Regions from separate parts of the Mus musculus genome. Here regions 1 and 2 are each linked to region 3. The links are chromatin loops, found by intact Hi-C in ENCODE. Cell type or tissue: heart. All regions are shown on one strand.

Region 1 (8,000 bases), 79 kb after region 3:
CTCTTAGTATCTTCTTTCAGTAGTCAAAGAATTGATTTTGAATTTGTAGGTATGAGGGTACCTATCGTTCTCTCAGAAAATATCAGCGTGATATTGACATTGGTTTTAAAACCTTGGACAGGCTTCATTTCTGCTGCCCATCGAAGAATGAGAAGCACAGGGGCACCTTGCATGGGAGACTTTAGATTTAAGGAAACCGGAGAGAGCACAACGTAGCAGAAGAGGCAGAGAGAAACAGCACACCACTAGGTTCCCTTACTAACAGGACCAGTACTTTGTCAAAATGAAAACCATTAGGTACGTCTATAATGGCTTTGAAGTCCATCTTTATAACATTTAACTTAAACAGTTACGGCAAGTTTGCCCCCTTTACAAGTTTTATTTTGAGGATGCTGTGATATGTGAAAATTACATTTCCACTAACTATTTTATTCACTATTATTATTACTATTGTTATTATAACTATTCACCAACTATATTATATCTTTCTTTCTTTCTTTCTTTCTTTCTTTTTTTTTTTTTTTTTTTGGTTTTTTGAGAAAGGGTTTCTCTGTATAGCCCTGGCTGTCCTGGAACTCACTTTGTAGACCAGGCTGGCCTTGAACTTAGAAATCCACCTGCCTCTGTCTTCCAAGTGCTGGGATTAAAGGCGTGTGCCATCACTGCCTGGCACTAACTATATTATTAATAATTTTTTACTATTATTATTATTATTCACAAACATTGATTGGCTACTTGGACTAGGTTGAGAATTTATACGCATTATCATTACATTGTCATTATCAATTTAACAACTTGAAGTAGGTATTATTTATTATTATTGTCAATAGAACATTTTGTGGCAGAGGAAATGAAAGCCAATGGAAATTTGATGTGCCCAAACTTAAACAGGTTATTAAGAACTTGTGCTTAAACTCAGAGCTGCTCCAAGTCCATGTTCTTGATCTCTTTCTCATATTGTCTGCACTGAGAACTGTACAAACTGTTGAGGACTAGCTCTTGTATGCTCTGATTCCTACATGACAATAAATCAGATGCATGGCTGTTATAATTCCTGCAGACTGAATATTGCTGAATCTATCACCCTGAGAAATCCAGGATTCAGTCAAATAGATGTTTTTTCAAAGAGCATTTCAGTAAATGGCTATAGGAATAAGATACTGACTCCTGTTCTGTAGCAACGCAGTACCTGTTCCTTTCAAATCTGGGATGGAAAACTATTACTAGAAATATTATTCACTAGAATTGATGGGGTTTATAACTAACTTATTTGAGTTCTCAGTTGAGCAGAATTTTCATGATGAACCCCTCAACTTAGGGGAAAAGGGTCAACAGCAAACAAGTTGCTAGTGAAGACACCTAAATTTAAAAATCAAAACAAAACAACTATAGACTCCAAGTAATAGGAGATATGGAGCCTGAAGTAGCCACTTTCTGTGACCAGGCATGGCTTCCAGTGGAGATACTGGGACACCAACCCAGCCACAAAGCCTTCCACCTACAATTTGTCCTGACTTCAAGATGGGCTGGGGTAAAGGTGGTACAGAACTTGTGGGAGTGACCAGTCCATGACTGGTCCAACTTGAGACCCATTCTGTGAGAAGTAGCCTATGCCTGTCACTGTCTGGAGGGCCAGGAATCAGCGGCTGGGTAGCCCAGAGACCTGGGATAGAACCAAACCTGACAGGGGAAAAAGGTAATGAACTGAATGAACTGAAATGCCTTCTATTGATGTTCTGCTACACTTGTAGATGGGAGCCTAGATAGTCATCACCAGAGGCTTCACCCAGCAACTGAGAGGAGCAGATGCAAAGAGCCCAGCCAAACATTATTCACTAGAATTGATGGGGTTTATAACTAACTTATTTGAGTTCTCAGTTGAGCAGAATTTTCATGATGAACCCCTCAACTTAGGGGAAAAGGGTCAACAGCAAACAAGTTGCTAGTGAAGACACCTAAATTTAAAAAACAAAACAAAACAAAACAACTATAGACTCCAAGAGCTCAGGGAAGTGGGGAGGAAGGATTGTAGGAGCTAGAGGGGTCAAGGACACCACAGGAACACAGGCCACAGAATCAACTAACTAGGACCCAGAGGGGTTCATAGACTGATCCGACAATTGGGGAGCCTGCATGGGTCTGACCTAAGTCCTCTGCAGATGTGCTATGGTATGTAGCTTGGTGTTCTTATGGGACCTCTGACAGTGTGAGCAGGGCCTCTGACTCTTGTGCCCTTTGGGATCCTTTTCCTTTTACTGGGTTGTCTTACTCAGCCTTGATCTAAGGGTTTGTGCGGGAGAATCTTATTGTAACCTTTTCTGCTATGTTTGTTGATATCCCTGGGAGGCCTACTTAAGAAATGGAGGCGGGGTGGATCTCTGGGAGAGGGGAAGTCAGGAAGAAAGGGACTGGGAGAAGAGGAGGGGATGGGGAACTACAGTCAGGATGTAATTTATGAGAAAGAAAAACAGAACAGAATAGACAGCATCAACTGGAGCAATGGCCCAGGTTGACCACATACCCAGGAGATCCAGCTTCAGGGCTTATGTTAGTGAAGCTCCAGCTGTACTCTGAGAAGATAATGGCTCTTAAACCTCTTGATAGCTCCATATATACACATGTATATGTATATGTATATATGAAGTAATCTTTCATTATTCCACGAGCCCCTCTGATGTTGACTGATAACGCTGGTGAGAAGAGAAATAACTGTGTAAGGCTGTCCTCAGGAGAGCTGAGGCCACAGGGCTTCTGGCCTTAGGACAGAACAAGTGACGTCCTTGTAGTCCTTTCAGAGCTGTTCTTGCTGGCCCCTGGTCTGGGCAACCGTCTGCTTACCTAGGGTTTTATATCCAAGCTAAACAATTATTTTGACTATTCATTAAACCCTTGTTTAACATCAGCAGCTTTTTTTTTTTCCTGGCAAAGGAAAGGTGCGGTGGAAGCCGGGAGGAAGCGTTGACAGCCGAGCCGTGTCCTCGGTCTGTTCTTATTGTGTTCCAAAAGGAAGCAAACAGCAAGGGAATTCTTATTTTTGAAAGGACTGCTGCTCTTTTGCTCCTTCGGAGCTGAAAGCACAACATGTCGTCCTTGGTCCTGAAGGCTGCAGACGCAGGCCGAGGCTGAGCTGAGTCATTCGTTTCGGGAGCCAAGACCCAGAGACAGTCCCCAGCCCCACAGGGGACGTAGCTCCGGATGGACCTCTTGCCCACTTGGCCTCTCTTGTGGTGTCTGTTTAATAAAAGCTGTGCTAGGGGAAGGACGTTGATGTGGCCTCTTATGTAACTGGCAGAGAAGGGTGGAGACTCTGACAGTGGTGACAGCTTACAGTGGCTGAAACATGGGCCATATGACAAGAACCAGACTCCTGCCCCATCAAGTGCTTCCAAGGTCATTTTGGGGTGAGCAGAGGGCCTGAAAAAGGGAGCGAGCAACAGTGTTCCTGCTGCGTCTGAGGAGAAGAAAGATGGTGGTGATGATCTTGCTATATACAAGTTTCAGGAACCATGGGGTGGGATCTCATGGCAGGGGTATCAATAATAATCTGAAGAAGATAGCAATGGCATAAAAGAAAGAAAGAAAGAAAGAAAGAAAGAGAGAGAGAGAGAGAGAGAGAAAGTGAGGGAGAAAGAAAGAGAGAGAGAGAGAGAGAGAGAGAGAGAGAGAGAGAGAGAAAGAAAGAAAGAAAGAAAGAAAGAAAGAAAGAAGGAAAGAGAGAAACTTTGCAGCAACCAAAACATGGTGGACAAAATGATACTCTGGTAGAAAGCCATTTTCTTGAGCTTCCTTGTGCCCTGTTGCCAGTCATGAAGACAGAGAACCAGGTCTGCACACCTCAGACATGGGCTCTCATCATGATACACTGGGCTCCAATGCAGGCTTGTTTGCTAAAGGTCTTGGTTAACAAGGGTTTGGCCATGCTCGGATAAATATATGGGCAACACAAATTATACCTGGTATACTTTAAAAAAATTTTTTTTGGGGGGGTGAGGACACAAGAGTGGAAGGGTGGACTGGGGAGTAATGGGAACTGAGTATGATTGGGGTACATTGTATGAAATTCCCAAGTAATCCATAAAATATATTATGTTGGGAGAAAAATAATGACTTCTTAGCTAGCTTAACAGTTGTACAATTGAAACATCTGTGGACTTATGAGATACTGTAAACAGCCTGTGTACTTAACTCAGTCAGAGATTATTGTCTGAGGAGTGTTGTCTTACATGTGAGACCCAGTGCAGCTGACTAGACTCGGTGTTTCCTCCGAGGATTTCAATTGCGGCAGGCTCTGTCTAACCACAGAGGACTGTCTATCAGATGGGCTAAGTAGAACGGTCCAGCTTTTTGATTGGTTTGTTTCAGAAACTATGCATTTCTGGGTCATTGTTGGAAATCATTTACGTAGCAAAAAGAAACTGACAGTTGTCCAGAAAGCAAGCTTTTGACAGAAGCAAAAATAATTTCTTTGCATGCATAAAAGAAAGAACAATGTTACTAAACGTTACTAAACAATACACTCTGCAACCTTAGCTTAGGGTTATTAAATGCCTGGTGACAAAAGTGTATTTTGGGACTTGAATGCTAGTCTCTAGAACAGGTAAGGCAGGCTCTTACCCAGACTAGCAGCAACAGGAGCTGTCCTCACTTTTCAACTTGGTAGTGTTTCAGAGGAAAAAAAAGTTCCAATCCCTGAGAATACAGGAGCCTAATTAAAACAGTCTATTGCAAAGGTAGTAGCAGGATTGCCTTAGCAGGGTTCCAAGGAGCTGAGAAAGAGCTCTTGTGAGGACTGAGAACAGCCTGAGGTGGTGTCTCAGGGACCAAGCCACCTGGATCTGCACTAAGTAAGAAAACTCCCTTGGCAGCGTTGTAAGTGGCACACTATTTCCTGGACAATGCCTTCACCTCCAGTATCTCTCCAAAGCTAAGCCTGCTACTTTATATAGAAATCTCTATACAAAGGGCTCAGCATAGTGCTTTGTACCCAAAAAGTTAGTTTTGGGGGGAGGGGGTCACTATTCTTATATTCTGAGGTGCTCCCTTCTGCTACCAATAGCTGTCTGGATGACTTGACACATCTGAGTCTGAGGTTCCCACAACAACCTCCCCAGGAGCTGGTAAGTGACTGAGTCGTATTACACCAGGCAGTCCTAAGAGCTTGGTGCGCTACTCTCAATTACCCAGAATGCTATACAGAGCAACAATCTGGGCCTGATCTCCCTGTCTGTATTGCTTCCCTCTTTGCTGGACATACCTGGTTAGGTGAAGTGAGATGGCAGTAGCAGAAGTCTACGGCTTGTGTGTCCCAGCCCTTGGCTCAAGAGCCCTGAGCTCCAAACAGTGTGGGTTACATTATCTTGCAATCTGCAGCTAAGTACTGCTTTTAAGGGTTGAGTATCAGACAGCCAGTTCTTAACCAGACTTGGAGGGGATTCTAGTCTAATTTGGTTCATTTCCACAAGTGATCATTAAATATTAAACATTAAACCGAATGTTTGAAAGTAGGAGGGAAAGTGGAGACACAGCTATGTAAGTTAGCTTCTTGGCTCTCAGATTATTGACAGCTGGGAAGAGAATCAGGCCAAGGAGCAGATACAGTGTCAATCAGAGAGAGTCTCACGATTTTCCCAGACTATTTGGGCCAGGTTCCTCTCTCAGTGGCATTGTGAAACTTTATGAAACTGTATAAAAGTACATGTCACAAATACTCCAGTTTAAAACAGTTCTCCACCATTTTCCATCTGAATTAAAAGAGAAAAGTCACATGGCATTGTTGATAGTTAATGTTTAGGTTAAGCAGAAATATTGCATTTAAAAGGGAGACAATGGGTGGAAGTATTATTTGAACCTTACTCAGATAAGCAAGATTTCTGTGAATACAGGTAAACAACTGAAATCAGAAGTGTCACTTTCAGAAATGATCATGGTAGCTTCCTGGAAAAAACAAAACAAAACAAAACCAAACCAAAAAACCCAAAAACCCAAAAAACCCAAAAACCTACCAGAGAAGACATAGAGGAGGAGAGAGACAAAAGAGGCCAAGAAAGAGGATAATGAGGAAACAAGTAAGCGAATTAGAGAGAGCAGGCTCCAGGATAATGCCTCTCTCTCATACATATATACACACATATATACATACATATATACACACATATATACATACATATATACATATATATATATATGCATCAATATCTCTATACTGCATAATTAAATGGTTGTGCCAATCACAGAAAAAGAGAATTGCCAAAAAGCAGTTAGTTCTTGTCCTTCATTTTATAAATCTCACTTGATGTAAGTGGTGTTGATGCTAGCTGATAACTGTGCTGAATGGGTGTAGTGGTAAGGAGTCCCCAGGTAGCCTTAGGCTATGGAGCTAGGGCGCTTAACCTCCTTAAGAGGACAGTGCGTCCTATTCAGAAACCCAGCACTGCAACTTTGGCTAGTGCAACAAAAGCTAATTAATTCCATGTTAAGACATATATAAGGACTTCCCTTTTCTGGAGGGGAGCTGCAGTAGGCCAGGTGAGAGAAGACGGTAGAGAGCCCGAGGCCAGTTAGAGATGTCAGTAGAGAAACAGACACAATGCTATGAGGAACGGCTCGGTAGGTCGAAGGGAGAGGGAAATATTGAAGATGACTCTTAAGTTTTGGCTTGCACAGTGGATGACTGTGTTATCACAGAAAAAGGCAATGCTCTAGGGACCTCATTTCACTCACTCGACTTTGGCTGCTCTGGACACACTACTGCGACTTCAGAGGAAAATGTGCAGTAGTGTGGGTTCAGAGAGACTGTTTCAGACGGAGGTATAACTTCATAAATCAAAGAGAGCCATGGAAAAATTAAAGCAAGATATTTGGGAAAAACCCACAGAGTCAACAGCATAATTAAAAAATCATAAAATAATTTTAAGTAAATGCAAAAAGATAAAGTTACAGGCCTACATGAAGTTGTTCACAGAGGGAAGGAGGAGTAGGAGGGGAGGGGAGGAGGGGAAGGAGGAGAGGGAGGGGGGAGGAGGGGAAGGGGGAAGGGGAGGAGGGGAAGAGGGCCAAGAATGCAGCTTTAGGTAACTCAGTAGCAATTACTGTCTTATAGCACAAGGGATGAGTAAGTAGGAGGAAGCCACCAGGAGGGGGCAGAGAGTAAACTTCTGTCATAGGAGACAATGTGGCAAGATGATAGGTGGCAGACTGGAAATGGCTTGGTGGGAGGTGAGTGGGGGGACTCGAGTTCAGATTCTGAGAACCCATGCAGAGTGGGTCTGCATAGTGTATGTGTCTGGTCCCAGTGTGCTTACTGTGAGAAGTGAGACACTGACAGAGTTCCCAGAGCTCCTAGGCTAGCTAGCCTGGTGTACACAGAGGAGAACAAGAGCCTGCCTCAGACAAGGAGGGCAAGAGCTCACAACTGAGGCTGTCCTCTGAGTATGTGCAGACACACATGCACGCACACATGATTTTAAAATAGGTAGAAATTATTTATGAAAATGTCATAATGAAACCTGTTACTTTGTTTGCTATTTTAAAAATATGTATTTAAACTAAAGGAGCAGGTAGGAAAATGGTTGGATTTGCTCCTGTGGCCATCATATCAAACTGGAGAACTGGGAGGACTATACTCAAGGGGCGATATGCAGATCTCCAGTGGGTTACTATTTTAAATTTTAAAAAATTAAAACTTAATGACACCATTTCCCTCTTCTCTCCCTTTTCCCTCACTCCTCCCATGGAATCCTTCTTCACTCCTTTTCAAACTCATGGCCTCTTCTTTTGAATTTTTATTGTTGGCTTTTTACATTAAGAATTTTTATCTCTATGTGTATGTGTATCCATGTATTGTACGTGTATGTGAGTGAGTGTGTGTGTGTGTGTGTGTGTGTGTGTGTGTGTGTGTGTGTGTGTGAGTGAGTGACAGCATGACCGGGGAGGTCAGACAACAACTTTGGGGCTTTGTTTTTCTTTCTCCATGTGAGTCTGTGGGACCAAGTACAGATGGT
Region 2 (8,000 bases), 99 kb after region 3:
TCAACGGCAGCTAACATGCCACAGCAGACTGCTCCATTATGCTTTCCTGAGGCCCCAAAACACCACTAGTTCAACCTCAAGACCATGCAGTGGTGTCAGATTTTCTCTTCAGGTATGTGTATGCAGACACACAGGCATGGGTTCACACTTGGGCACTTTGGGAGTCTCTGCAGGGTCCTAGCCTCATGCTGTGTTCTAGGAACAGTGCTTACACTGGGCAGAACAATGAAGCTGGGAGAACCTGTTTGTTCTTTTGGAAGGAATATTAGATTTCTTTACTCAACCTGCTGACCTCTCATGGACACTGTCTTAGTAAGGTCACTATTGAGAAGGCCTCCATTATCGATTTTTAGCAATAATTAGTAAGGGTCTCCAAACACTGTCATCTAAGTCAACATTTTCACCAAAATGCCAGTCATGGATTTGCAAATATTTCAAAAACACTTTTATTGTTTTGAAATAAAACAATAAAACAGGCCAACCCATTGTCACCAGGACATGCAAAGTATAACTCAGTTTTCTTTTTTTACATGAACGAAATCATTTTATAATCTCCATATGTTGGGAACTGATGTCACCAGTCTCTTGATTAAAGCAAGCAAGCAAGAAAGCAGGCAAACAGATCCAATGGTATAAAACTTGTTTTTGTTTTTCCCAATAATCTCTTCTTGTCTCGCAAGCCCCCTGCTGGAGAAACCTAGTCTTTTATTATTTGTTTGACAATATTCTCTACATTTGTCCCTTCTTTCCACTACTGTTACTTTCTTCATTTGATACTCTAATTACTCAAGAATTTCAAGCTTGAATTTCTCATATGTAAAACGAAAACAGTGTATGCCTGAAGACAAAAGCCAGGAAAAACTGAGTATTATTTTGAAAAAAAAGAAAAAAAAAAAGACTTTGCCTACACAAGAACCATGATTTAAACCCACTGACAGAAAAAAAAAATTTTTTTTTACAAGCATAGCAATTTCTGAACCATTAGATTCCCAATGCTACTACAAGGCAATTTCTTACCCATTTATCTTTATTGTGGTACAGGCTAAGTGCATGACTGGCCTTATGCTGACCACCACAGCCTCTTCAGAGTCGCTAATACTCGGCAGTTCTTGCCTCCCTTTCCAGATGGTCAGGAGATTAGTTTATTCATGCTTTAAATGCAGGGAGAACAGCAGAAGTTCAGATAGAGGAACGTTTGCTCCCAGCTGGCAAAGCTCTCCAGCGGGGACCGTTTGACCTCATAAGGAGCCGTAACTGCAGCAACTTAAGAGGAAACAGCAACAGCAGTGCCCATTGGGGAATGCAACTGAAAAACAGGAGGCAGGAGCTGCGTGGGGAGGGGCAGGAGTACATAAACACTTAAGGCCTCCGCATGACACCTTTGAGGGCTGCGTAATTCCCACTGACGTCAATTCCGTGCTGTGGATACTGTAAGACCACAGGAAAGAGCCTGACATTGCTTCACAGTTCCTCTCTCTCAGAGAGTGTAGTTCTCAGGCTAGCTTCGCTGGCAGCACAAGAGACTAGAGTTGCAAATTCAATGGCCCTTCTTCTCTGATAGACCATGAATCATAGACTCTGTGCCAGGCCGTCCAAACAATTCCTATTTATGCTACAGATTGAGAGCTGCTGCTGTGACCAAGGAGGGCAATAACTAGCACGCCACCAATAAACACTAAAAAATATACATTCATAAAAATGCACAAATAGGCTGAGAATTTGACTCCTACCCTTCCTCTCCTTCTTCCTGATATTATTTTGGTTGTTGAGATCAAGTCTTATGTGTCCTGGGCAGGCCTTGAACTCAGAACTGCCTCAGCCTAAGCACAGGCGCCTGCCTGCCTTGCTTTCTGTCTGTTCTATGTCTGATGCTCAGCAGCGCAAACCTCGGTAGACAGGTGTTTAAGTGGATGGAAGGGTCTTGTCATGACAAAAATTAAAAAATCTTCTATGTAGCAAATGAAGCCCTGACATGTTAGATTCCTTTGCGTGTTGGTTCTTTTTTTTCTTTTAAAAAATATTTATTTATTATATGTAAGTACACTGTAGCTGTCTTCAGGCACTCCAGAAGAGGGTATCAGATTTGGTTACAGATGGCTGTGAGCCACCACGTGGTTGCTGTGATTTGAACTCAGGACCTTTGTGGAAGAGCAGTCGGCGCTCTTAACTGCTGAGCCATCTCACCAGCCCCGCTTGTTGGTTCTTTCGGGAGGATCACTGAAATCCAGAGAACAGTGCACTGACCTGAGAGGTGATTTTTTTTTTCTTTTTCTTTTTGTAATGAGGATTAACTGTGCCACACGTAGAAAAGCCACTTCTTTTCGTTCCTTAAGAATATTGGTGCATACTTTAGGTGGGGGTAGAGAGTCTACTAATAAGTATTCTCCCTCAAAATGAATCTCAAATGAGTATTTGATTATTTAATGTTTTAATTACCCAATTGTTTTTGAAATCCTTCCAATCATGAGTCATCATCTTGAAGACTGTACTTCCTACTGTCCTTGACTGCAACTTTAGCTGTGCTCTAGGCATCGTTTTTCTCTCCCTCTCCCTTCACATTCTTCCCATTGCCCATCCCAGGCAGCTAAGCCACGACAGCCTCCCTGAAAGTGACACACTCTTCCATCTGACCCTGTCAAACTCTTGTCGCCTTACTGTCTGTCACTTTGCTGAAGCCCAGAGAACAGAATGCTGATCTGAGAAGCAACTTTTTGTAATGAGAAGTAAGTATGCCACACACATTTCCCCCTCTTTGTCCCTGTGCTGAGAGGTTCCACCTGACCTCACAGTGAGATAAACTTAAGCTACTTTTTAAACTCAGACCAAATGCCTTCTTCTGGAGGGAGCCATCTTGGACCACAAGCCCATTGTCCATTTTGCAGAGGATGCTCCTCCTCTGGGCAGGGCTCCGTCCTGGCACTTACCACATGTTACTTCTCTTTTCAACTAGAACTCATTAAAGACAGGACTCTCTCTCCACGCTGGTCCTCTCACCTCCCCTCTCTTTCTGTCTTCTCCTTCCCCCCACTTCCTTCTTTTCTTAAGACAGGGTTGCACTATGTACCCCATCTGGCCCTAATGCCTGCCTCAGCCAAGTGCACAGGTCTGTACACTGTGCCTGGCTAACAGGAGCCATTTCTTATTATTGTTTGTAAACATGGAACTTAGCTCTTCCCCTAGCACATACCAGCTGCTGAACACATGTTTATTAAGCAAAGACATGAACACATTAAAAATAAAGGCCCTAGTCCCTCCCAAGGCTGTTCCTTAGCATGGCAGTTGGATAACTCACCATGACAAACAGGTACCCACAGACCATAGGAGGCTTTGTAAGAAGAGAAAAGTGAGAGGTGAGTTCACATCTTCTGCAGACTTCAAATCGAGCCAAACCGTTTGGAAAACCCATAGAAACCCATAGAAACCCATAGAAACCCATAGAAACCGAAGATCTCTCTTTGTTCTGCTAATTCCTTCTGCTCAACATGTGCTTTCTCTGGGACTGGAGGAAGGCGTGTGGAACGAAAGCCTGGAAGGCCGTTTGGGGGTGGAGGGGGACATGAAATCTTAAGTGGAAGAAGGAAGGATAAGAAATCTTCTCTGGGAATGTTTGTTCTCATTGCCAAACTTTTAACCTCCAGAGACTTGGGGGTGGGGGAGGGGAGACTTGTGTGACCTTGGAGAGCATAGAACGTCAGGGGCTTATTCAGACTGAATATAAAGTCCAAAAATTTGAAAGTTTATCTTCTCAAATTAATGGAAAAAGTCTGGAAATTGATTTTGTGTTCTGCTCTCCAGGGACCCAAGCAGAGGGAAGGTTGTTTGCTCTGCCTGAGAACATCATGCTAAACACATGGAGCTTTAGATCCTCATCCTGCCCCACCCCCACTGTCAGAGCGTTAAAATCCGGGGACCTGCAGGTGGGTGGGTGGCTGGTTAGATCCGGTTCCCAGACCCTGCTGCTCTCTAATTGGCCTTGTTTTATTTATATTCTGACATTTGGGGTGATTTTCCCATGCTTATGTGTGATGCATCTCGGTCTAGTGGGAGCAGACCACTAAATCTTCACACTCAATCCCAGTGAGCAAGGACTGTGATATCTCAAGGGAGTATGGCGTTAAGGAGAGAGCTTTTCTGGTCACCAGAGCATCTGGGAGTCATGCTCCCTGAGAAATCCCTGCAGCAATGAAGGACATCTTTCTTTTTGCCTCTTCGTCCAAGTGGTTGTGACTTCTGGCTGACAAAGTTGAGATTTAACCCTGTGTAATGTTGGCAAGACTCAAAATTTGAAATACTTGGGAAACCCTGGTGGGTAAAAGAAACCTCAGCCTTTCAGTGGTCTGTGTCTGGGGAACATCTGTTTCTAATACATCCCGGTCCCACACATATCTACAGTGATGCTATGACTCTGTACTGTATAGCTCCATACCTGTCATCCACACTACTGAGCTACATCTCAATGTGGCCAGTGTAATACAGGAGCTGAAAAACTTGATTTTGTTCAATTTTCAGTAACTTAAATAAACACTTGGATAATGACTAGTGTATCAAGCAGTGCAGTTTGGAGATAGAATGTTAACGTGCAAAACAGATATACTGAGAGCACAAAGTAACATCTTAAAAGCCAGGACAAAAAGTCAGAGTATTTCCAAGCCTGATCAAAGCTTGTCTAATTATTTAAGAGTTTTTCAATATCCATGTTAGACAACAGTTTGACCCCAAACTGTTTACATAAAATTTTATGTGTATCCATTCAGAGACGTCTGAAAAGATACTAGCAAAAGAGAAATTTTCTGGGTCCAAGGATTTTGTACTTTATGTTTTTATTTAAAATAAACAAATGCTTACAAACGTAAAAGTTTGATACTATTACTTAAAATGTATATTGAACTTCTAGGCATAAACTCTGCTATCTTTATTGTATTATCTATACTGCCCAAAGAACTGTATTTGAAGTCCGGGAAGGTTTTGACACATAAATGTGTTTAGATATCACTAATTAAAAACAAAACAAACAAACCACAATACCTCTCTTCCTTTCATTTGTATTCCTTATGCACCAACTCTTCTTCTTCTTCTTTTTTTTAAAGATCTTTATAATTTTTTTTATAGCCATTTGAATTCTAAGACAGTCTTGTGGTATCACCACATATCTGGAGCTGAGATGCTCAGATATCAAAGTTTTCTTTGATATTGAACTGTGTCAGGGAGTTAATGAGGAGAGGAAAGGGGTAAGAACAGGTCACCAAGTTGTTAGCTAAGCATTCTTGTTCACTTTCCTTAAGTCAGATGGGCTGTGATCGACGGCTGGTCTTAGGTATTGAAAAGGCATTCTAAGAATACAGTTATCCACCAAACGTCTTCTAAAAGAGGCACAGACCTCCTCATATTCAGCCTTCCCTGATATCGGATTCTTTCTCTGGTGAGCTCTCCTTGGAAATACAGTGAAAAGTTATATCTTCTTGATAGCAGATTGACAACTCTCAGCTGAGTATTTTTGCAGGAGATGATCACAGGCCACTGTTAAGATGTATGTCAGCTTCATGTCATTCTCTCTCTCTCTCTCTCTCTCTCTCTCTTTCTCCCTCCCTCCCTTCCTCCCTCCCTCCTCCCCCTCTCTTTCTTTAGTTCATCACCTGGCACCCTAGAGCATGCAGCTCACATGAAGCTTGGAATCAGCTCACATTCAACTGAACTGAACATTCCATCCAGTGGCTAACCTCGCTTCACCCTGGGATGAGATTAGAATCCGGAAGCCTGGCCAGGTTTGAATTAGCAATGGATGACTCCATTGGGTTTTAACGATCATGGAAACCTATGTGCCAGACTGACGCTCCAGTCACATTCATATTCATTTCAGATAACAATTGGATGAAATATCCTGTACTTCTAAGTCATAAAAATCCAGATTGGTAGAACCTTTTTCAACAGACAAAGGCACGGGACTATCACACAACCTCACAATTATTTTCAAAATCCACTTGCATTTGGGAAGACCTAATGCTTTAGTAGGAATTAAAATACTATTTTATGCTGGTGCTAGGAATTGAAACAAGGTCCTCTGGAAGAGCAGCCAGTGCTCTTAACTATTGAGCTATCTCTCCAGCCCTTGTAATTTTAATTTTTAGCTAAGTAACCGAGTTAGCTAACATTGCAAGACTTAACATAACTCAAACTAGTTCCCTTTCTCAGCACTATTCCAGCTTCTAGACACACCGTATTGGGAATTACTTCAACTGACTGAGATTTCATTGTTGTATTGGCTTTCTTGTTTATAAGTAGTGTATTGTTATTGCCATTTTCCTATTATGATACCTAAAGACTAGGAATTTATACTCAGCATGACATTCCTGTATACCTTCCCCTAATTTCTAATACCCGATCATTATAATTTTGAGTGAAGTCTTAAATTCATGATAGTCTTAACATCTTACACCTCCTATATTTGTATTTTCCTTCCTCATTAAGCATAATTTCACTTTTGCTTGCTTGTTTTTCTGTGTGTCTGAAATAACATCTCAAAGAGAGAATCACATTGATATTGTGGAACACAACAGGCACAAAATTGGTCTACTCATGTTCATACTGTGTAAAGCCCTAAATCTGTTTGTCATGGCTATTCTGGTCACCTGTTCTTCTTTCCTTCAATGTGAAGTTCTGTTTTTTTACCTTTTCCCCTATTTTTTCATTCTCTGTTTTCTTCTATCCTGTGTTTGGGAGAACACAGCTTCTAGATGATCCTGACAATGGGTACCGGAGAGCAGGGCACATACCCACATGTGGTTTATTCCACACCCACTCCTACTGGGGATGTGGAATGATTTGAGCACTTGGTCTAGGGTTCACCAAATAAAAAGACCTTCATGTCACTTCCCTGGGTGGCTATAGAACTCAGGTGCTCCCGTTTTACACATCTCCATGAGATGAGAATGATGCATCTAATTTGTCTTGATCTCCATATTCATTTGTCCAGAATTTCTCTAGTTTGCTCTCCTTCGAAAACAAACATTTCTGCTTGGAGGTGTGAAGTGGAGACCTAGATGGGCCAGTACTGTTTTATAACACTTCTCTGTCCTATTGCCTTCTGTTTCTGTGAATTTCTAAGGATCCAAGCCTTGGTCCAGGCTTCTCCTGTGTCCCGGAACTTAATGGTTTCCAGAAGTGAACCTCACTCACTTGTTTCTGCCTGTCGCCTCTCAATCCTCCAAATGTGCCTCTTATTGATGTCTCCGTTTGATCTTGTTGGTTCATTCAGTTTTTATTGCTCCTTGTCCTGGGCTTGAGTAGCAACCAGGTACTCTCAACTTTCCTTATTTGTCTGCCCTCTTAACAGTAATGTCCAATGTGTTACCACTGCATAGATTCAGGAATTGAAATGCAAAAGGCAAAATACAGGATCAGAATGCCAGACACAGAGCCACTGTAGTTGGTGCCACAGTCGGTTTTCCTTGCCTCTGGGCAGCCATGTCTTCCCCAAGGTAGCTTCCCATCCCGTAAGGATGTGTCTTGTCTCCCTGGTAATGCTTCTCAAAGAGAGAATCATGCTCAGAGGTCATTCTAATGGGAGACACAGCTCACAGAGGAAGCACAATTAGAGAAGATATGTAACTGAGCAATGAAGACTGGTATCAAAAACTAGGCACAACAGGGGCCTTGAATAGCAATATATAGTTACGCCTTGCCCTGTACTAGATGGCTTGTTGGTTTGTTTATGAACTCCTTAACTGACTAGCTTGGCTATCACTGAATCCCCCAAGATTCTCCTGACTGCCTCCCCATTTTGGGATTACCAGCATGTGCCACTACACGCTGATGTTTATGCAACTGCTGAAGACCTGAACTCAACGTCCTTATACTTACAAAGCAAGCACTGTCATTTCCCAGCCACGGGATGAGGTTTTTAAGTGGTAAAGCATCAGCACTGCAAATCTGAACACTCAGATATATAGCACAGCGTGGATCGGGTGAGCCTGAGCGAAAGATGAAGGAGCATGGCTCCCCTT
Region 3 (8,000 bases):
GGATGGAGTTCATCGAGGAAAAGAGGCCTAGCTGTGCTTGGTTTTAACAGAAGTGCTTGCAGGAGAAGAAAGGCTAGCTTTATATGTAGACGGAATTCATGTCTTAAGATGGAGAGCAAAAATATTTCCTTCACTAAAGTGAAGCAAGTAAAAGTTTGCCCACTTGATTTGCATGAAGACCTTATGTGTAATGTGATTAGATAAAGCAAAAATTATTGTGGATGCAATGAGACCGCACTTGGGCTGCTTGCCATGGTTGACACTTGAAAGGGAGTGTGGTTTCATGAGCTCAGGACAGAAATGTGGTTTGAAGTAGAGAGTGGAGAAACACTGTCATCTGGCCACAAGGGGACAGCAGGGCTCTAGGATTTCAGGCCTAGGGACTAGGCCATGGATTTAACTGTTGTGAATAAAGGTTAAGGACACACCCTGAAGGATGCTAAAGCACTTAGCTCACATGGGAAGGGTCTTAAAGCCTGATTCATTTGGATTTCCACCCTCTGAGCTCTGAAGAGGCTGTGAATGTCTAATTCAGTTTGACTTAGAGTTTATTTTTTTGTATGTGTGGTATGTTTCTGTGTGTGCATGCGGTTGAATATGTGTATGTGGGTATGCACATATGTGTGCATGCAGTGGGAAGCCAGAAGCCAATAATGGGTGTCTTTCTCAGTTGAGTCTCTCTTTACCACTATTGTTTACTGTTTGGTGTGTGTATGCATGTGTGAATATGTATGTGCATGCATATGTACATGTATGTTGTTTGTATGTGCATACATGTGCATGTATGGCTGTGTGAGTGCACATGTGTGTGTGGAAGCCAGAGATACACTGGATGATTTCCCAAGATTACACTCTACCTATTTTAAAAATTATTTTTTTAAAAAATAGTTCCTTTTAATTTTTATATATGTATGTGTACCTGTGTGTGGGTATGGGCATGTGGGTGTGTGTGCCCACAGAGGCAGTTGTGAGACACAGGCCATGGGTGTTAACAACCAAACTCTGGTCCTCTGCAGGAGCAGTTACATGCTCTTCACTACTGAGCCATTTACCCAGTCACCATTTTGACAGACAGGGTTTGTCACTAATTCAGCTAGGACAGCAGGTCAGGGAATGTCTGTCAGGGATTCTGCTGCCTCTGGAACTCCCCAGTGCTGGCTTCTGGGCCTGACTTCTTAGACACAAAGATCTTCATGTTTGTGTGTTGTGAGGCAGGCACGTTACTGGCAGCCATCTCCTCACCCAGTCCTCCTTGTACTTCAAGACAAGGTCTCTCCCTGAACCTGGAGTTTTCCTGGCAAACACTTACTGACCAAGTCATGGCTCCAGCACATGGATTCTGTTCTTTTTGTAGCTCTAGGGATGGATATAGGGCCTTGCATACTGCAGGCAAGTGCTGTACTTCTAAGCCACCTTCTGAGTTCTTGGCTTTCAATACTGGATCTTATTAGGCAGCTCGATCTGGCTTTGAGTTTGCTACATAAGTGTATGCTGGCTTTGGATATACGATCTTAGCAGCTCATCACCCCAAGTACTTGGATTATAGGGTGCACTACCAAATCTTTCTTGATTTTCACTCTATTCTAAAATCACAATGTTGACACTGGAACTTAGTGTTAAGTTAGTTAAAGATCTATAACAAACTCCATTCCTTAATTGTTTTGATTTTTCAAATGAAAATTTTCTAAAAGGTTGGTCATGATTAAAGTGTTTGTTTGGCCCCAGCCATTTAGATCTCTGGAAGGCTGTGTGTTGTTGTTATCGTTATTATTATTATTTTGAGACTCTTTGTAGAGGATGCTCAGCTGATTATTAAAAAAACAAAACAAAACAAAACCCAGATTTCAACTCACCAATTTGTATGCTAGGGATTGAATCTTTCTGTTGATTACAAAGAGGACTGATTTCCAGTTCAAACTTCTGTTCAAGGTCACCTAAGAAGAAAGAAGAACAAGAAACACATAGCAATTTAAGAGTTCATAGAATGTGTATCAAAAACTTTAATGATCCAGTTGGAGGAAATCGTTCTGGGGGTTACTGTTGCTTCCCTTGGAATATTCATGAACCCCTTAGGACCACTGGCTTACAGAGCTGCCTAAAGACAAACCCACAGGGCATCAACAATCCCTAACAGTGGCTCCTTTGAGTAGGTATGCTTGACAGTGGGACAAACTTTTAAAAATTGCATCTATTTATTCTCTCTCTCTCTCTCTCTCTCTCTTTCTCTCTCTCTCTCTCTCTCTCTTGTGTGTGTGTGTGTGTGTGTGTGTGTGTGTGTGTGTGTGTGTAGGTAGGGGACAATCAGTAGGAGGAGACTATTTTTAACATGTCAAATCTGGGGATTGAGCATGGGTTGTCAGTCTTGGTGGCAGGTACCATTGCCATTTTCAGTGATAGAAAAGTTTTCTACACACTCTATTCTGGGGACTCTCTGAAGCATGTCCAACACACTAGGAACTAAAATTTTAATTTCTTTTTACATTATAATTAATTAAAATTTAGCTAAGCCACATGAGCCTCAGAGATACCATAGTTTGGAGAGCAATGAGCCCTCCATTACAGGCCTGTCCCATTACCTGTCTTTCTGTGAGGTGTTCTTTATTCTTTCTCTTACTCACCAGACAAGTATGAAACACTTGTCTTCAAGAATTCTACTAACCAATGTAGAAAGTACAGAGAGGAAAACTCAACAGTCTCTCCTCTGGGAATGTTGCAGATTAGCATTTGGGGTCTTACAATGGTACCAGCCATATTTCTTGATGGCAACTGTAACATACCATGCAGAGTTATTCATATAAAAATACATTTTACTGAGGATTAGACAAAGATAGAGTGGATGTTTAATAAAAACTTCTGGAAAACTAGGTTACTTGTGGACATATCAACCCATATTTACAAAGAACCTTTTTAAAGCGTTGAGGACTGGAGGGGAGGAATACCTGACCTCACAGTTTTCCTAATTCATAAGCTGCCATTTTTCTCCACCCAACCCTGTACCTGAAACCTCAACTTAAAGGATATTTTTTGTTTGTTTAATGTGATGCATGATATCTGTCATGTTTGTCCTAACTGGGCATAGTGGCCCTCACATCCTAGGATCTGAGGCAGGAGTGTAAGTTTGAGACCAGCCTCTCCTAAATATCAAGGCCTTGTCTCACAGCAGCAGCAGCAGCAGCAGCAGCAGCAGCGACAACTAAGAACTGTTGAAAGAAGCCTGGCTGCTGGGGAGATGAGCTGGCATTTGAGTCCAGATCCACAAGCAAAAGCCAGATGGGGCTCATCAAGATGACAGGAGTCATTCCTATAGAGTTAAAAGACATCCACTAGGGGAAAAAGATAGTTCCGATGAGCAGAGTCTGTTCTTCTCAAAGCAGACGGGATGTCTGGACTGCAGGGCCCTTAACTGAAAGGGAACAAGTCAGTTCCTTGGTTCCTTGGTCTGCTGGGAGATCTGCAGTGTAGGTGAAAGCTCTTCCCTAGTGACCGTGGTGGCAAACATTCCCGGTCTTTCTACGTAACTGTGCTGCATCTCATTAGGGCAGGTTTTTGCAAAGAAACATAGTAACCTGATTGCCCGATGCCATCGATTCCTTGTAGTTAGTAACTTTGATTCCTGAACTCTGTGTCTGCCCAAGTGGTGCAACCACTGTCCCCAAGTCGCCTAGAGTCTGAATTAAGTGTCCGATGGGCAGATCAAAGCTTTAAACCACAATGGACAGCAATCATAGCCCATGATGGGATCAGAGGCAAGTGGGCCAGAGGAGAATCTTGATCTTCAATACTGTAGTCCTAGCCTTCTCTCCTGCTGCTATTTCAATAGTTTATGTATCACACCGGGAAGCAAGCACTCAGCCTAACTTTAAACCCTCTCTGCGCCAACTTCACCATGCTTACTTTTGTTCTCAGTGGAGACTTTATGTCTTGGCCAACGAGAACTGCGATTCTAACTTCTCATGACTCATGTTGACTGCACATGAAATTCCAGAGGCACAGACGTCACGTGAGCGCTTTTACTCCCAGACTGTGACAGTGAGCAGAGTCTCTGGCCTTGTGTGAACCCAGCCCTACTCTGTCGTCTGTCATTGGAACCACCGAGATGTCACTGACACATCTTTCAGTGGACATTTTTCCAAAAGGCTCACTGTTGCTGTCTGACCTCCTCACAGAGCTGGTATGTGGGACACTTCGAGCTTTATTTGTTCCCAGACTCTTAAACCTGATGCTGTCACTAGCACGAGGGCCCTGCTGGTGCCCGAGCAAACATTGTGAATGTTGAAACCCAGCCTGAAGAATCAAGCCTGTGTGTAAAGGCCTACTTCCCACCCAGCATCAAGATTCTGCTTGCCGATTTATTGCCTTCCTTATGAAGGAAGGTAACCTTTGAAAAAAAATTATGGTCTACCTTAGGGCCATTCAGCATTCCACAGTAAAACCCACATGTGTTATTGTTGAAACTGAATTCAAATGGTCTAACTCTTGTAAACTCTTGTTAGTTCTTGGCTAACTTTGACCTGTATCATTGGAAGTTTTAAGAACCAGAGAAAAAGGCATACAAAAGGCTCTGAATTATTCTCTCAGAATGGAAGACATTGACTTAAAAACAATGCTTAGCCTTCAGGCTGTGCTCAGCTCATTCAAATGAAGGTCAGGGCAAAAATCAAACTTGTCTGCCATACTGTTACAGTCACAGGACACACACACACACACACACACACACACACACACACACACACACACGGCTGTTTGTATGTGTCTCTGCAAATATGTGAATATATATACATATACACACATATATGGCTGTCTGTGTCTGTATGTGTATGTGCATCTTGCTTTGATTCATTGTGTTGTGTTGTTATTACCTGTTTCCATAATAAGTCTGTGATATTTATTATATTTATTTAAATCTTTCTTCCCCATGAAAGGGTTGGATGAGTCACAAGAAACTTAAAGGAGAAGGCTAGGATAATTAGAGTAGATGAAAGGATTGATGTTAGCCGCTCCTGTTTTATTGGGAGAACTGTCCAAAAGGAGGCAGGGAGAGGAAGCCTTGGCTGTGGGTTCTACCAACCTTGTCTGTAGAATTCCTCACAGACCCTTTCACTCCACTGCTTGCTCATCTCCCAGATACGACAAGGATTGCAAATGTCAGCACACTTCAAGGCGATCTGAGAATGGACAGGGCACAGAGACAGGGCGGTCAGAGAGAATGTTCTTTCATTTGCAAATGTACCCAAGCCAAAGGTGCTGCAAGGTCCGTCAGTCTGTCTCAGGTACCAAGCCCATGTTTACAGAGGACTTCCCGGACATGCTTCTTCAGGAGACAACTGTTATTCACAACTGCACAAAGCCCTTCATTCAGAACCCCCCACGTTATAACAATGAGAAGAGAACAGTCACCATTCGAGGGCACTGGAGAGGACTCAGGTGGGCAAGCCAATGAAAGCCCTGGTCTGGCTCCTTATGTTATTCTATCCCTCTGAGACAGGTTGTTGCAGGGATCTGGCCAGACTCAAATATGATCACTGAAAGTCACTGTTCTTATTTTTTCCATTGAATTTTAAAATTATTCTATTTATTAAATTATATTAATTTTATATAATTATAATAAAACAATAATAATTTATTAAACTATTCATACATTAAATCCTGGTGGTAGTTTCCCCTCCCTCCCTCCCTCCCTCCCTCCCTCCCTCCCTCCCTCCCTCCCTCCCCCTGCCACCTCCATCTCCCCCACCTCTCCCTTCCACATCCACATCCACTCCTCTTCCATTTCCTTTCAGAAAAGGGCAGGCCTTCCAGAGATATCAACCAAACATGGCATATCAAATTTCAATAAGACTAGGCACCTCCCTTATATTAAGGCTGGACTAGGCAACCCAGTAGGAGGAAAAGGGTCCCCAAAGCAGGCAAAACTGTCAGAGACAGCCCCCCACTCCCTCTGTTAGGAGTCCCATAAAAACACCAAGCTATACAACTATAACGAATCTACAGAGGACCTAGGTTAGATCCATGCAGCCTCCCTGGTTGTCAGTTCAGTCTCAGATGGAAGATACTCTCATGTTGACACTCTCTGTGTATGTCTTAAAGTGTGTTTGCATGTACATGTCTGTGTAGTATAAACATGCTTAGACTGCCAGCCAAGATACTACTAAGTCATATTAAACCTGGCAATCTTGTGTTTCCGTCTTGGGTTGCTAGATATTGCTCTGGATCTGGGGTGTCTGTTTGGTTTTGTTAGTAGTGATGATTCTCGGAGAGTTCTCTTGAATTCCCATATAAGAAGGTTCTCCTTTTTGACCAACAACTACTAAGACACGGCAGCCTGGAGACCTGCCCACTAGCAGTGTTTATTGCTCTGACATACTTCTTTAGACCACAGAGTAGCCAGGAGTGTTGGGGTCTAGGAGAGCCTTAGATGGCACTAGCATATAAATCTACTTGTTTACTCTTTGGTTAGAAGGGGCACCAGCACATGTGTTGGCTAGGTAAGGGGCAGAAGTCCTTTTGGGGATTTTTTAAAGATTCCTTTGAGTTAGCAAGGGTTTCTTTTGAAATGCAGGGTTAAATATTTCAGTTACAAGTTGCTCTGAGCCATTTAAGTCAACATCTGGCTCATCCTTGAGCATTCAGGTACTAAGCTTTAAGCACTTAGGTACTAAGCTTTAAGTATTTAGAATCCTGGTTTAGAAAGAAGGGGATGAGTATAGTTCTACACCTGCAAGTTGAGTAGTTCCTGCATGATTGAGCTCTTTGGGTAGCTACAATGTAAAGGCCTGGAACAAAATGACTATGGTTCAGAATCTGGTTAACGTTGGTCTGTCTAGATAAGTTCCGGGTCCATCCCTGGGCATGCAGTCATCTGTGCCAAAGGGACCAGGATGATGAGAGAAAACATGAAGAAGGCTCTCACTTGGACACTGGGCCAAATTTTTGTTCTTAGGTTGACTACATCCCTCTTTTTGCATCATAAGTGGCTTCTTGCCATGGGGTAAAGCAGAAAGGGTTAGACTCGTTGTGTCATTCCTGGTGAAGGCCATCCCTCCAGGGTGTGATTCCTAGCAGTGTGGTTTTTTTTTTGTAAAGTAGTACCTATACAGGGGTGTAGATCCCCATATGACCATATACATGAATGCTTGGTTTCCAGTGGTGGAACTGTTTGGCAAGGATTAGGAGGTGTGGCCTTGTTGGAGAAGGTGCGTTAGTGGGGGCAGGCTTTGAGTTTCAGAAACCCACATCATTCACAGTTCTCTCTTCCCCTCTCCCCCTCTCCTCCTCTCTCTGCCATGTTACTGTCTCAACATGTAAGCTCTCAGCTGCTGCTCCAGTACCATGCCTGTGCACATTGCCAGGCTCTCTGCTACAACTGTCATGGACTTACCCCCTGAAACAGTAAGCAAGTCTCCAATTAAACGTTTTCTTCACAGGGATAGAATAGTAACTAAGACAAAGGGTTGTATGCTTACTGGTACATGCAACCTTCCATTGAGGTTACTCTGTGATGAGGCAGTTGCCAAACAAGGAGAACCGAGAGATTTTCCACTTTCTGAAACCTTGTTTTTGCTTGTTTGGAAAGCACTTAACAGCTGCATGTCTTTCAGAGTTTTTAACAAAGTAGGTCACGACTCTTTACCATGGCTTGCAGCTCCTCAAACGTGCTAAAATCATTGATTGCATCCCTAAGTGTTTTCACTTGGCCAGGCTAGGTGGCTTTTGTTGCTTACCTGAAGCATAAAGTGTCTGTCCTGTACATTCTCCAGTCTCAAATCTTTATTGTGGAGGTGAGCTTTTAAGCGGGTCAGAAACTCATTCTGTCTGTTGATATCCGTGGCCAAGATGAGGGAGCCCAGCTGCTGTTCGATATCCTGTCTGCATCCCCAAGAACAAAAGAGAGAGTCACACTCACACAGCAAAGCCCACTCAGAGTGATCGATTCTTGCACCACCCCGTGGCTTGACTCTTTAGCCTTTAATGTGTTTATCACACAGTACCCCAGTCCCTCA

What was found. Hi-C counts contacts between places; a loop is a spot of excess contacts. Peaks named below come from ENCODE experiments on the same cell type or tissue, not always from the same donor. Only the 100,000 strongest peaks of a DNase experiment are listed, where the experiment ranks them.
Region 1: it touches region 3 in a loop (7-fold over the local background); 5 of 42 quality-filtered maps call a loop at or near these places.
Region 2: it touches region 3 in a loop (5-fold over the local background); 5 of 42 quality-filtered maps call a loop at or near these places.

Annotation. Positions count from the first base shown.
Region 1 is chr10:20,483,833-20,491,832 of GRCm38, forward strand. All of the region lies in intron 1 of Pde7b (phosphodiesterase 7B), which reads right to left. Among named protein-coding and RNA genes, the nearest start is that of Pde7b, 60 kb to the right of the region's middle. RefSeq lists an enhancer at 1,070-4,935. In heart, a CTCF peak has its summit at 7,133 (motif pointing right); DNase peaks (open chromatin) are centred at 3,229 and 6,679; H3K4me3 peaks cover 717 bases; H3K27ac peaks cover 1,826 bases.
Region 2 is chr10:20,504,316-20,512,315 of GRCm38, forward strand. The region is part of intron 1 of Pde7b (phosphodiesterase 7B); the gene reads right to left. Among named protein-coding and RNA genes, the nearest start is that of Pde7b, 40 kb to the right of the region's middle. In heart, a CTCF peak has its summit at 685 (motif pointing left); DNase peaks (open chromatin) are centred at 1,276, 3,586, 3,946 and 5,696; H3K27ac peaks cover 601 bases.
Region 3 is chr10:20,405,275-20,413,274 of GRCm38, forward strand. Pde7b (phosphodiesterase 7B) reads right to left here. Exons shown (of 12, transcript NM_001347366.1): 9 at 7,722-7,866; 10 at 5,069-5,165; 11 at 1,854-1,934. Among named protein-coding and RNA genes, the nearest start is that of Mtfr2, 61 kb to the left of the region's middle. In heart, CTCF peaks have their summits at 339 (motif pointing right) and 3,329; DNase peaks (open chromatin) are centred at 3,257 and 4,097; H3K27ac peaks cover 1,675 bases.